Regions from separate parts of the Homo sapiens genome. Here region 1 is linked to region 2. A link is a contact called in ENCODE Hi-C data. All regions are on one chromosome and are shown on one strand. The core of a region is the stretch at or near the end of the contact, and the rest is flanking DNA. Distances in the headings are between cores, read along the strand shown.

Region 1 (7,002 bases), core at 3,908-6,407, 540 kb after region 2:
TGGGACTTGACCTGAGGTCTCCTGAGTGGCTATTTGAATATAGGTTGACACTATTGGATGAGATGCCTTTGACCTCGGATGGGCTGTCAGTACAGACATCAGTTGACTGCTGTGCACATATTCTTAAAGACCTCCTTCTGGCCGGGCACAGTAGCTCATGCCTGTAATCCCAGACTTTGGGAGGCCGAGGCGGGCAGATCAGGAGGTCAGGAGTTAGAGACCAGCCTGACCAACATGGTGAAACCGTATCTCTACTAAAAATATAAAAATTAGCTGGGCATGGTGGCACATGCCTGTAACCCCAGCTACTAAGGAGGCTGAGGCAAGAGAATCACTTGAACCCAGAAGGTGGAGGTTGCAGTGAGCCGAGATCGCACCACTGCACTCCAGCCTGGGTGACAGAGCGAGACTCCATCTCAAAAAACAAAACAAAACAAAAACCTCCTTCTGCAGGCTTTGGGGCCACACCTTCCCACACAACTTTTCTAGTGCACTGTGGCTTTTGCAGTTCTGACCAAGCAGGCTCCTTGCTATTGATGCGGCTCTGTGGTGCCAGCTCTAGAAACAAACTACCATTTGTTGCTTTCTAAAAAAAAGCCTTTTAAGCTCCAGACGACATTGGGCCTCTCTCTCCTGAGCTGAAAGGTTGGTTTCTTTGAGGTTTCCAAATGGCAGCTTATGTCTTCTCAGAAGGGCTACAGCCCATTTGTTGGAAGCCAAAAACCTTACCTCAATGGCCCAGGTGAGAGGACATGGCTCAGGGTTGCAGTCTGAGTGTGAAGCACATAAACATCTCCCATAATAGGCTTGGTGGCTGGGCCTGGTGGCTCAAGCCTGTAATCACGGCACTATGGGAGGCCGAGGTGGGTGGATCACCTGAGGTCAGGAGTTCAAGACCGGCCCAGCCAACAAGGTGAAACCCTGTCGCTACTAAAAATACAAAAGAAAAAGAAGAAGAAGAAAAAAAATTTGCTGGGTGTGGTGGTGCACACCTGTCATCCCAGCTACTTGGGAGGCTAAGTCAGGAGAATCACTTGAACCCAGGAGGCGGAGATATCAGTGAGCCAAGATCGTGCCACTGCACTCCAGCTTGGGCAACAGAGCAAGACTCCACCTAAAGAAAAAATAAATAGGCTTGGATATGGCAGAGGGTGAGAGACAAGTAGCTAGGATCTCAAGGAAGAAGGAAAATAGAGATGTAACATGGAGCTGAAAAGAAGGTGCAGGAATTGCTTTAAAAGAAAACAAAGAGACAGAAAGTAAGACGTGTAATTTACAATGTCCTGTAAAGGTTGCCTCTTGCACACATGGACTGAATGCTGTGACTACAGAGGCACTTTTCAAACTAGTACAAGAAGGAACAAGATTGCCCAATGGTGCCATCACTTAGAAAAGAACCCTTTATTTTACCTCCACCTAATTGCTGTGCCTTTGCAGTATAAGAGGGCTTCAAGTCTTGGTTCGGACGGTCAGTATGACTCTGTGCCCTCAGTCTCCCCATCTGAGAAATGAAGATTCCTGTTGTACCTGGGCCAGCTTCATATGACCTGAGCAATCACTCAGGGCCCTGTGTTCAAAGCATTAAACTATGCTTGGTTTAATGCTCTGCTATTATCATCCTGGAATTCTTAATAATCCTTGAACGAGGGGCCCCACATTTTCGTTTTGCACTGGGCAAGTAAATGACGTAGTTAGCCTAGTTAGTACCTATCTCAAAGGGTTGTTGTGAGTATTAATATTTTGGAAACACTTTATTATTTGGCACACCAGTCATCATTCACTTTAATTCCAGCTCCCATAACTGTGTTGAAATACCAAGTGGCTATGACTGTTTTTATTATTCAAATTCCATCATAGTAGAAAGCATTTAAGGAAAACTGCCTCGGTGGAAAAGATTATTTCTCTCCAGACCCCAGATTGATTTTACACTGTTCATCCCTCTTTGAAACATATATTCCTTTTCCCACTTTTCCGTCCTATGAGTTGTTATAGTGCCTCAGAGTTAAGGTATTTGACCTACAAAGCTCTTAGAAAAGTGTGGGGTCCAGAGAGAAAGATAACTGAGCAATTCAGTTTTCTCGCAAGATTCCAAAATTCTTAAAGAGATCAGATTAGGACCAAAATCTTCTGATTTAACAGTGAGGGGCTAAGGGACAAAACAGAGGGAAGCCAGGGAGACGTCCTTCAGACCCTCTCATAGCCCACGACTGCCCGGTCGCATTGTGCTGTCCATCTGCCTTCTAAACATCCTTCCATTGTGGCCGCTTCTCCTCTTCTTTCTGGGTGTACAGCGAGCACATCAGCCCAAGCACAGCCATAAACCCCTGACTGCACTCTCTCCCTCACCACGGCCATCTCCCCAGACCCACTTTTCTTTTTTGAGACGGAGTCTCGCTCTGTCTTGCCCAGGCTGGAGTGCAGTGGTGCAACCTTGGCTCACTGCAGCCTCTGCCTCCCGGGTTCAAGCAATACTCCTGCCTCAGCCTCCCGAGTAGGTGGGACTACAAGCGTGTGCCGCCATACCTGGCTAATATTGTATTTTTAGTAGAGATGGGGTTTCACCGTGTGGGTCAGGCTGGTCTTGAACTCCTGACCTCAGGTGATCCACCCACCTCGGCCTCCCAAAGTGCTGGGATTACAGGCACCAGCCACTGCAGCCGGCCACATGCCATATATTGTTTATCCATTCATCCACTGAGGTTCTTCCATCTGTCAGCTCTTCTAAATAATGCTGCAAGGAATATTGGTGCATAAGTATCTGTTTGAGTCTGTCTCTGCTTTTAGTTATTTGGCACACATACTTCCAGGGCCTGCTTTTGACTCCTCCAGTCCATTTGCACTCAGCAGCCGAGAAGGACTTTTTACCAACACACATCCAATCACATCACTTTTGTACTTACAGTTCTTTGCTGGCTTAAGATAAAAGACGGAAATTCTCACCAAAGTCTCCAGGGCCCTGAGCTCTGGCCTGCCTACCTCCAAGTCCCCTGGCTCTTCCCTTTGCTCTGCTCCAGCTGTCTAGACTTTTCCCCATCCTTCAAGACAGCCATGCTCCTTTTGGATTTCAACATGCTGGTCCCTTTTTCTAAAATGTTCATCCTCCCGCAACACCCGGGTTTTGCTAGTTTTTGCTTGGCCAATTCATCCTCTAGCTTTCTCATCCATCTTGCCTTAAAATGCTCCTGAATATCTCCCTTCCTCCCTCGGGCTCAGCTCCTTCATTCCTCGCTTCTGCTCCCATGGTTCCTGTCTTTCGTGACTGTCCGTTCACGGGGCATTATTTTCCAATGTCTGTCTTCCCTGCTGTAATAGTAACTGTATGCATTCATCCACTGGAGTTGCTTCCATCTTTTGGCCATCATAAATAATGCTGCAATGAATATTGGTGTGTAAGTATGTTTGAGTTTCTGCTTTACCAGGTAAGAAAGCCTGGGGATGCTGTCACAGTGAGTAACAGTGCCCACTTAGACATTTGGAAGCCAGTGCAGACCCACAGGGCAGTGCTGCCCACTCCCAGGACTCGGGAGCATGGCTGCCTCCCTGTGCCAACACTGTCAGTCACTAGCGCAGAACCTGGCACACGTTGGTACCAATTCATATCTAAACTGGATGAATGAACAGACAGAATGGAAAGTACAGGAGGGACCCGAGTTTTGGACAAACATTACTTACCCTGTGGCTCCTAAGTGCTGGGCATCCTTACCCACACTCCCAGCTTCAGTTTCCCTAACCTAGAGAGCGCACACTAATATTTATGTTCAAATGTTATTGGGGAGGTTGAGTTTTTATTTAATATTTGAATGTAGATTTTAAAAATCATTATGCCAGACAGGCTGGGCCTCACTCGATAAACACTGATGTTTAGCATTTAACACACTTTTCCCCAGACTGGAAGAAGAGGCCGAGATCCCAATTCGGTGACCCAGCCCTTGCTGGAGTACTAGGTGGTATCTAATGCCATCCACCCTTCCGGGATCTTTACGGCCCACCTCTGAGTGGGTCCCACGGGGACCCTCAGCCGCATTTTCTTTCTGCAGGCCTCCCTGCACACTCTGGGGCGTTCGCAGCTCTGGAGCCCGCGGGGCAGTGCGTCCGGCCCCGCCCTGGGCCTCATTATCTACGTTTCCGCGTCACGCCCGCCGCGAACTTGGCAGGCCCTCCCGCCGGGTTCGGGAACACTGTGTGCCTAGCGCCCGCCCTCCTCCCTTCCGCCGGCCCCGCGCGATCCATAGGGTTTGGGTCGCTGGGCGCCAGGTACCCGCACCCGGCAAGCAGCCACGGAGCCCCTCGCGCACTTGTCCTCGATACCCTTGAGTTGGGGCTACGCAGGCCACTCCTAGGCCACTGGCTGGGCGTCCGAACGTGGGTCACCCCGCGCACAGTCTAGAGGTTCAGAAAGATGCTGTGGCCCACTTTAAAACAAAGCCCAATTATTAGCGCTCGGCGGCTGTTTGCGCCGGTGCAGTGTCAGATCCCCCAGCGCTGCGGACAACCAGCACCCAAAGGAAGCCGAGCTGGAGCTAAAGATCCCGGCTCCGGAGCCATCTGACCGGTTTTGAGACCTCCAGCTCGTCGCCGTCCTGGCTGCGAGAGCTTGGGCACGGCGCCGGGGCTCAGTCTCCTCTTCTGTGGAATGGCGATAACTGTATGTGCCGGGTGACTGCACGTGGCGCGCGGCGGGTGGCGGGGATGGCAGCGGTGCGATCCCACGCCTCCAGGACCCCACCTTCCTGCGGCCCCCGATCGGCCCCGCCCCGGGGGCGCCCCAGCTGCACGCGCGGCGCTGGCTCCAAAGTGCGTCACGGGCACCGGCCGCGCTCCTTCTGCCGCCAGGGCGAGGCTGGCACCCGGCCAGCGCGGGCAGGGCCACGGGTGCCCGGCTGTTTCCCGGGTGTGGAAGGCGCTCAAGGTGCGCGGCCCGGGGCGCGCTACTGGGGGCGCCCTCCGCGGTGGGCAGCGCGCCAGGGATCGGCCTGGGCAGCCGCGGGGCGCGCGAAGGCTGCGCTTTCCCTACGGCCCCCCTCGCTTCCTCCGGCACGGCGGCAACGGAGATTTCCTCTCGGGGAAACTACGCGGATCCTTTTCGGGGATCCTCGCCCCGCCCCAGTTCTCCGCCCCCTCCCCTTTGCTGGGGCGCCTGGGCTGGCCCGCGCAGGGGAGGAGGCTCTGGCAGCCTGGGCAGGGAGGCGGCGGGGGGCCGCGGAGCCGCTGGCCATCGATTCTCCCCGCCATGTGACGCCGTCCTTAGCCCTGCGACCCCCAGCGCGTCCCGGGCCTGCGCCTCCGCCCCGCCGCGCAGCGCACGATGCTTCTGCCGGGACGCGCACGCCAACCGCCGACGCCCCAGCCCGTGCAGCATCCCGGCCTCCGCCGGCAGGTAGAGCCGCCGGGGCAGCTCCTGCGCCTCTTCTACTGCACTGTCCTGGTCTGCTCCAAAGAGATCTCAGCGCTCACCGACTTCTCTGGTAAGAGCGCCCTCCCTGGCTGTGTGCCCCCGGCACCGCGGAGCGCCCAGGTGAACCCTCGACTGGGGGCAGCCGCACCAGTGGACACGGCGGGGTAGGATTAAAGTTGAGGCGTGCTCACAGACACTTGTCTGGTGTGAGCCCTTGGCATATAGATGGCTGCGAGTGAAGTGGCGACGGGGGACTGCCACTCCCAAGAAGGAAGGGTGTGTAATGTATTCAGAGTTTCTCGCCCTGCTGTTGACCTCGTCAATTTCCTAGCATTAGGGACCTGGTCCTGAGCCACGCTCGTTCTATGGAGGCTCCTTAAACTGAGCCCTGTGCCGCGCCCAGCGCTGTAAAATACACGTGTTGTGGTCGGAGGCGTTGCGCCGCGTTTGTCACCCGCGTAGCCCGTTTGCCCATGTAAGGAGACTAGCCCAGGGGACACTTGACCTCGAGTCCACATTGGCAGGTAGAAAGGGAAGCCCGCGGGGACTGGAGGTCTGGTGGAAAGGCAGTGAGGGATGAGGAGATACTTAGATAAGAGAGAGGAGCCTCTCTGCCAAAGTGTACCAGGGTCCTCCCTCTCCAATTCCAGTTTCCTTCACAGAAAATAATGACTTCCTACTCTCGAATAAACTAGGAGGCTTTTCTTTTTGGGAATCGTGATCCAGGCTCTCGCAGCGGATCTCAGATAGTTCTGAGCTTACAGGTGTGACGCCCCAAAGTGAAAGGGATTTCTAGGTTGACGATAGCCATAGGAGCACATGCTTAAGTTAGCGCTGCAGTTGCTTAAGGTAACACATGTCCTTGCCGCTGAAGCACACCTGGATCTCCCTCTGGCAAGGCTGGAGGCCTTCAGCCTTCCCCAGCCCAGCTTAGGGAGCAGCTCTGAGCCCCATACTCCTCCTTCTCCAGGGATCTTCTGCCAAGTTCAGGCTTTGCACAGTCGGTCCCTATCGGGTCCTCAGTGCAGAGTCTTTTGCAACATAATGGTGGTAAAGGGAGTCCTCCTCAGTCCTGTTTGTGCAGTAGGCTAGTACATAGCAAAGAACAAGGGCAAACCAGAAGTTGAGATGGGGTTCTAGTTTACTTACAGAGAATGTCATTGTTAGTGGAGAGCCCTTAGGTCAGAGGTTCTTTGCTTTGAATATGTAATATCAAGGCAGTATTCCTACCTAGCAAAGGAAGCCAAGATAAGGCCTATTTGGCAAGCCACCCACGGCCCTTAAAATCAAGCATCCCAGGATCAGAACTCTGTGGTAAGAGTTGTGGGGAAATGCATCAGACTTTTCAAGGGCTATTAACTTTTTTTTTTGTACTACTAGAACTTTCTTGGCTGCTAGAAAAGCTCTGTATTAGCTGATTTGAGCTATGGAAAGCAGTTCTGAGTTCAGCCACCATCTAGCTCTGAATTCTAAGGAAATAATTGAAAACTGACAAGCCTTTTTGTGTTTGTGACATCATTGCAACTGAACAAATATTGCTTTAGGCAAATTGCAGTGTAACCATTAGATTGTTTTCACAGATTATAGACACTTAGAGTTCTGTTGCT
Region 2 (6,768 bases), core at 1,010-3,509:
TTTTCAAGGCTGCATTACTGTTGCATTGAATAATCAGATGCTTTCTGCACACTGAATATGAGGGCAATATATTGTGTACTAATTTGTTTTACATAAAGACATTTCTGGGGTGATTTCTTGTTAAACAGGCCATTTCAGAGACTAGGACTTGTAGTTCCAAAACCAGTTACAAAGGGGACGCACGGATAGGATTTGGACTTCTCTTTGGCATCCATCCCAGCTTATGGAATTAGCAGTGAACTTGAATCAAACCCAGGCAGCAGGCTTGAAAAAGATTTAATGGGCCTGGATTTTCTCTCTTCTTCACCCCTTTCCTGACCTCTACCCTGAGAGGATAATTAAAAGGAAAGAAAATCTCTATTTCATTGTAAATGTCATCCACCATTTTTATGAAACTTTTTTTTTTTAGACCATAAAAATACTTTGGGGAACAGTCTCAGAAATTTCCCTTAAACCTTAATAAATAAATCTCTAAATTTTCATAAAGAGTGCATGTCCTAACATTAAAAAAAATCATACTCTATTAACACAACATTGGGTGGACTCCCAAACTGTTTCTGATGGAAGATTCAGAGTGGTTTTTTTTTTTTTTTTTTTGAGAAGGAGTCTTGCTCTGTCGCCCAGGCTGGAGTGCAGTGGCAAGATTTCAGCTCACTGCAACTTTCGCCTCCTGGATTCAAGCAATTCTCTGCCTCAGCCTCCCGAGTAGCTGGGATTACAGGCGCCCGCCACCACGCCCGGCTAATTTTTGTATTTCTAGTAGAGACAGGGTTTCACCATCTTGACCAGGCTGGTCTTGAACTCCTGACCTCGTGATCTACCTGCCTCGGCCTCCCAAAGTGCTAGGATTACAGGCGTGAGCCACCGCGCCCGGCCTCAGAGTGGTTTTTACCCCAAAGTGAGCTCCATATTCCTCATTCTTTAGACAGTTGCTGGACATCTATTCTGCTGGCACCACGCTAGTTACCATTCCCCTCCCATGCAACTGTCCTGTTAAGATTTGATTACTGAATTAGAGACATTAAAAGGATTGAATGAACGTTACTGAAATAGTCAAGGCCGGTGGGAGCAAAGAAGTCCCTTCAGCACAGCAAGAAAAACATTTTAAGCTGTATCTTTAATATTGGTAAACGGGAACAATGAGACAGAACAACAGAAAACGCAGTATGTTCCGTCATAATAACTGAGGCTGGTGACTTGTAACAGGTAGGTGGATGAATATAGTAGCGTATTTAAAATTAGATGTATTGAAAGCAGGCATTTCTCTGCGTCCCTCTTCAGATGGGTCAGCGAGACCCCCAGACACTGGATTGATGACAGCTGTTGTTCCCCCACCCCCCACTCCCAATCTCAAAGCATTGCTATGGGTCGATGTCATACTTGTTTACTCAGGAATAAACAATGAAAGGAACTTTGTTAGGACCAAATCCTTCCTTTCAGCTCTGATGTTGCATGATCGGGGTGAAGTTTCCATCAAATGCGGGCACCTCAACAGGTAGCATTTTGTAAATGCCTCCTCCTACCTACCCTCCTCCTTCTCCCTCACAAGATTCTTCATTTTCGGTTTGAGAAGACGTTGGGGATCCTGGGAGAGGGTCCAGTGTCGTCAGGGCAGTTGCAATTGTTTATGCGATGAGCACAGTCACAGCGCTTGCAGAACAAAAGCATCGAAGAGAGGCGAGCGCCGGTCCACCTCCTGCAATCACAGGCATCATTTCAATGGAAGGCAAAGAAGGTGTAAGCTACAAGCAGAGGCAGCAAACGCCCTGGTTCCTACATTGCTGCTGCTACTATTACTGCTGTGGCTGCGCCTCCTCCAACACAGCCAACCAGGCTGCGTGCGAGCCCGGGCAGACGCCTGGCCGCCTCCCCACCCTTTCTTCCAGCCATCCATCTATCCTTCCACCCCCGGTCCAGGGGGCCCTACTGTGTGGCGGACTCAGGGCCGGGCACGCAACCCGACTCACAGTCCACGGAGTTCGAGAGCCTTCCCCCTTCCCCCCGCCCCGGGTGGGTGCGGCCAGTGGGGGATTTCACCGCCGAAAGGTCCAGAAAACCCAAGCCCAGAATCCGGGCAAGAGGCGCAGCCGGAGGCGGCCCGACCTGGGCGGCCCGGGAGCGCGCGCCTCCGAGGCCGCGCAGGTTCTCCCTGTCTGGCGCTCAGGTGGCTTCTCCGTCCACTCCGCCGCTCCCCTCCCCGGGCCCTCCCCTCTCCAGCGAGGGTCGAGTTTGACTGTGGCGCGCGGGGAAGGAGGGGCTACTAGGGATTTGAAAGTGCACGGGCTGCGGAGTGGAGCTCGCATCTGTTCCCGCCGCCCGCGAGCGGATTAAATTTCTGCAAATTCAAACTGAATGGGGCTTTCTTCTGCTGCCTTCCAGAGGGCGCCGGCAGCCCGCCGCGCGCTTCTCTCCGGCGGGAGCGGCCGCCCAGCGCACGGCTAGGAGCGATCGCGGGAGCCCGACCCAAGCCCGTGCGGGCCAGACGGCGGCGGCGAGGCGGAGGCTGCGGAGGCACCCGGGCTCCCGGACCCAGGCACCCGGACCCCGGGACCCAGGCGCCGCCGGACCGCGCCCCACCCCGCGCGCCCGAGCAGGGCGACTGTCATTAGCTTCCTGGACGGGACCCGGGGCGGGATCCTGGTGTCCTGAAAGGGGCCCGGGCGACCCTAAGAGGAAGAACTTTTGGGGGCGGGGTCCCCGGTCCCGCGTCCCCTGGGCAGCCGCTATTGTCTACGCGCCTCGCTGGGCGGCGCGGGGGGCGTGATCGCGGCGGCCCCGGGCTCTGGGTGCGGAGACCCAGGCGGGGCTGGGCCCAGGGCGGCGGCGGGAGAAGCCGGGGAAGCCGAAGAGCCTGGGGAGGAGGAGCTGCGAGCGCGGGAGACGAGCAGGAGCCGCGCGGGCCGCGGCGAGCGCGATGCCGGCGGCGGCGGGGGACGGGCTCCTGGGGGAGCCGGCGGCGCCTGGGGGCGGCGGCGGCGCGGAGGACGCGGCCAGGCCCGCGGCGGCCTGCGAGGGAAGTTTCCTGCCTGCCTGGGTGAGCGGCGTGCCCCGCGAGCGGCTCCGCGACTTCCAGCACCACAAGCGCGTGGGCAACTACCTCATCGGCAGCAGGAAGCTGGGCGAGGGCTCCTTTGCCAAGGTGCGCGAGGGGCTGCACGTGCTGACCGGGGAGAAGGTGAGTCTCCCGGGCGCCGTGGGGCTGGGGCACAGGGGCGGGAGTCGGCGGCCAGGACCCCGCGGGGAGCACTGCACTGGGAGTCCCAGTGTGCAGTCCCGGGCCAAGCGCCTTCCCCCTCCGCCCGGCTTTCCTGTTGGGTTAAAACGCGCGCTCAGCATCTCGCAGCCTTTCCCGAAGGCGGCCTGCGGTCCGCTGCCCGGGGGTTGGGGGCTTGGGAGGGGACGGCCTTGCCCCGGGAAGCGTCCCGCGCGGCCGTTCTGCTCGTGGAAGGGCGCCGCCTGGCGACACTAGCGCGGGGGGCGGGATGGGGCCCCTCTGCCCTTCAGGCCGGCAGGGGCGGCGGATCCGTGGCGAGGCGGGAACCAGGGCTAGAGGAGGTGGGCTCTTATGTCGGGGGGCGGGGGGGGCAGGAAAGCTAACAGCCAGCCTCTGGGGGGAGCTTAGAGTCTGATCCCCGTCCTGGGCTCTCGGAGGAGGTGGGAGAAGGCTGAGATCCTGCATTCCTTCCCACCTGTGGGCTCCGGCAGCTAGGGAATGTTTTTTGGCAGCTAGGGAATTTTTCGTGCTCAGAGGAGGGTTTTTGCCTCCGCCCTCCACTTGTCCATCCCTCAACCTGTGCTCCTCTCTATCCACTCAACCCTCCCACCCCTGCCCCCTCATCACCCACCATTCTCATCCCCGCCATTCTCATCCCCTTCTCTCCGTTCCCCCAGCTCCTCTGTGCCCTCCAGCCTCAGGGTGGGAGCTGCAGTGAAGACCCTGCTACTGGCAGGAACAGAACTACAGATACCTCCCCCCAGAGACTGGGAGATGCCTTCTTATCTTTCTAGAAGAGGGGAAAGGAAAGGGGACCTCCGCGAGACCAAAAGGGGCACCTCTCCAGCCTTGTTGGAAGTTAGATGGTTGTGAACCCTTGCCAGGCGAGGGGCAGGTAAGATGGAAGGTGTAACTTAGAGCTGTGAGAAGAAACCCAAGAGCTTGGTGACTCGCTTTTGAGGCCGGGTCACCCCAGGCTGGAGCTGCCCGAGCTCAGAGCCAATCCAGGCTGGAGCTGTCCCAAGCTCCTGTCATCTCGGGCTCAAGACTGCCCCCAGGCTGGGGGTGGCTCAAACCTGGAGGGGGACCAGCTCCTTTGTGTGGTCCGTGGGTCAGGGAGGCGTCAGCCGCAAGGAGGGAAGGCGGAGTTCACTTCCCAACCGAGCAGGTGGCCTGGGAGCCGAGCCCTCTGCCTTCCGACCTGGGGGCCTCTGCCCAGCCTGGGGCTGCCCTGTGAAACCCCTGGTCACAGGGCCAACCTGCCCTTCCTGCCTGTCTCTAGCCTCACCCCACCTGTAGTTCCCTCCCCACCCCATTTCCCCTCTTTGTCTTGGAGCCTTTTGCCTGTGAATGCAGGTCTCCGTCACCCTTGTCATTTTCCCTGTGTTCCCTACAGCCGTTTTGAGTGAGGCACCGCTTTATTATGGGTATGTGGGGATAGAGTGAGTAGTTTTTAGAAGTGCCTCCTGCCTGAATTCCCATGCAAAAAAGGAGCGTTCAGTATGAACTTGAGTAAGTCTTCAAAGAAAAAGGAAAAACCTCCAAACCTCGTTCTAGTCCGCAGGAGCGAGGCACACTTACACTCCTCGATTCGATTCGATTCGATTCGTAGTGAGCTGTCTGACTTCCACACTGCGGGTCCGTTCAGGGCGCGAGGATGCGGCTAATTAGAGTGAGCTCTCTTCTCCTGGCCCTGTGTAAATTCCTGTTGGCACTGGCGATGGAAGTTTATTTTCATTGGAAACGTATAGGATTCAGGCTGGTTGTGCATATTTCCTCTCTAAACATAACGGAAAGAAGCGAGTCTTTATGCTCACAACGTCATGGCAAACACTGCAAGTACATTCTTCTCGCCTGCCCTGGTGCACAGACTTCTTTTCTGGCTTCCCTCCACCTTGCTGTGTTGTGCTGTGCCTCTGGCTCTGTAGCAGCGCATTTTTGCACCATAAAACTCTTGGCTTTGGCTGAACTGCCTGGGGGTGGATTCAGAGCTCAGCCAGCGCTTGGGTTCTGGAGCTCTGTGCTGGGCCCACTGGGAACCCCGACATGCAGGGAATTCTTGCCCAAATAGGATTCACATGAAGAGACTCGCTGCTTCCCCAGGTGCCCACTCCCCTTCCCTCCCATCTTATGTTTCTTAAATGATGAATCTCACTTCATTGTTGCAATGACAGGAGATGTTAATTGGATGTAAAATTATTCCCCTGGACCCATTGGTGGACTGCGGGTAAGGATGGTGGTTCTTTGGGTGGAGAAGGAGGCAGGGGAGAGATGTCTGTGTTGAAAAACTTGGTTTTCCCGGGATGCTCCTCCCCAGCGGGGAGAATCAGTGCTCCAGGGATTGCGGGCATTGGGAGAAATCTGGATTTTAGTTCACTCAATTGCTGGCTTTAAAGAAACAATGGTGTCATTCATAACATTTATCTCCCAAATCCAGCACCTTTAATGCTTAACTAATAGATTTGGGTTTTAGCAGATTGTGGGGATTAAAATGGTTGTGTGTGTATGCTTGACTCTGAGAAAGATTGCTAAATTAAAATGAGTCCTCATTCCCACTCTAGTTTTGGGTATTGCCTAACTAAGGCCAAAACAAAGATGACCACAGCCTCAGGCTATTTACAACCTGAAGTTCTTTTAAAAGGTGAGCTACTAAGATGATTTTGGCCTGGGGAAAGTTTCCTCCAGTGAGCAGAGCTGAGGAAAAGGAGGTCATTAAGCCTCCAGTGTCCCCCACTGTGGGTGACCCAGGGAGGCCTCTCTCCCTCATTAATTCCTCTTTTCTTGGGGTGTGTACATTTTGGATTTAGAATTTCACTTTTCTCCTGTCCTATCTATTTATTTTTTAAATTTTTTATAAAGACAGGGGTCTCACTGTGTTGCTCAGGCTGGTCTCCAACTCCTGGCCTCAAGTGATCCTCCCACCTTGGCCTCCCAAAGTGCTACAATTACAGATGTGAGCCACTGCACCTGGCCCATCCTTTTATAAAGGATCCATTCCACATTAGGAGGGGAATGAAGTCATTAATACTGTAGTGAGAAGTACTCCCAGCCCACGTGGAGCGAAAGGATTCAGGGCAGCTTGTCTTGGGAAATCAGTCCATGAAAAAGCTGAAAGAGGGCATAGGGAAACAGAAGTTGAGAGGGCACCCCAAGTTTGGCCTGCTTCATAGCTGCATTCTCAAACTGTGAGAATTAGTTTTGGGTGATTTGTGCTAAAATCTAGGGCATTGCTAGTTGAAGGCATTTGGTATGGGGGTGTGTGTGTGTGTGTAGCGTGTTGTGTTTCGACTTGGTTACACTTCCAAAAAGCTTTGGGTGAAATCCTTCATGGTTTGCTGGGAATCACTGTCTGAGTCCAGATGACAAAGGGAGCCAGTTTTTCCCAACTTTCCTTTTAGGTTTCAATTTGATCTCATCAAGAGGCTGCTTTTGCCACCACTGCCTGTAGGACAATCTTTTGCCTGCTTTTCCTCTGAAGTTGTTTGTTTAGAAGCCATTTGAATCTAGATGGCTCTTTTACTGCTTGTAAAGGAAAGATGGCTTGCGGCTGAGAC

The links. A loop is a pair of places that touch in the nucleus more often than their neighbours do. Pooled maps may share reads with other maps.
Region 1: a pooled map shows a loop between it and region 2 (3-fold over the local background). The contact joins the promoter of EVA1C here to the promoter of HUNK in region 2. A Hi-C loop is called at or near these places in 4 of 50 pooled maps.

The regions. Positions count from the first base shown.
Region 1 is chr21:32,407,549-32,414,550 of GRCh38, forward strand. It overlaps EVA1C (eva-1 homolog C), which reads left to right and starts at 5,158. Exons shown (of 8, transcript NM_058187.5): 1 at 5,158-5,465. The coding sequence starts at 5,306.
Region 2 is chr21:31,870,761-31,877,528 of GRCh38, forward strand. HUNK (hormonally up-regulated Neu-associated kinase) reads left to right here and starts at 2,260. Exons shown (of 11, transcript NM_014586.2): 1 at 2,260-3,175. The coding sequence starts at 2,915. RefSeq lists silencers at 2,378-2,427, 3,354-3,533.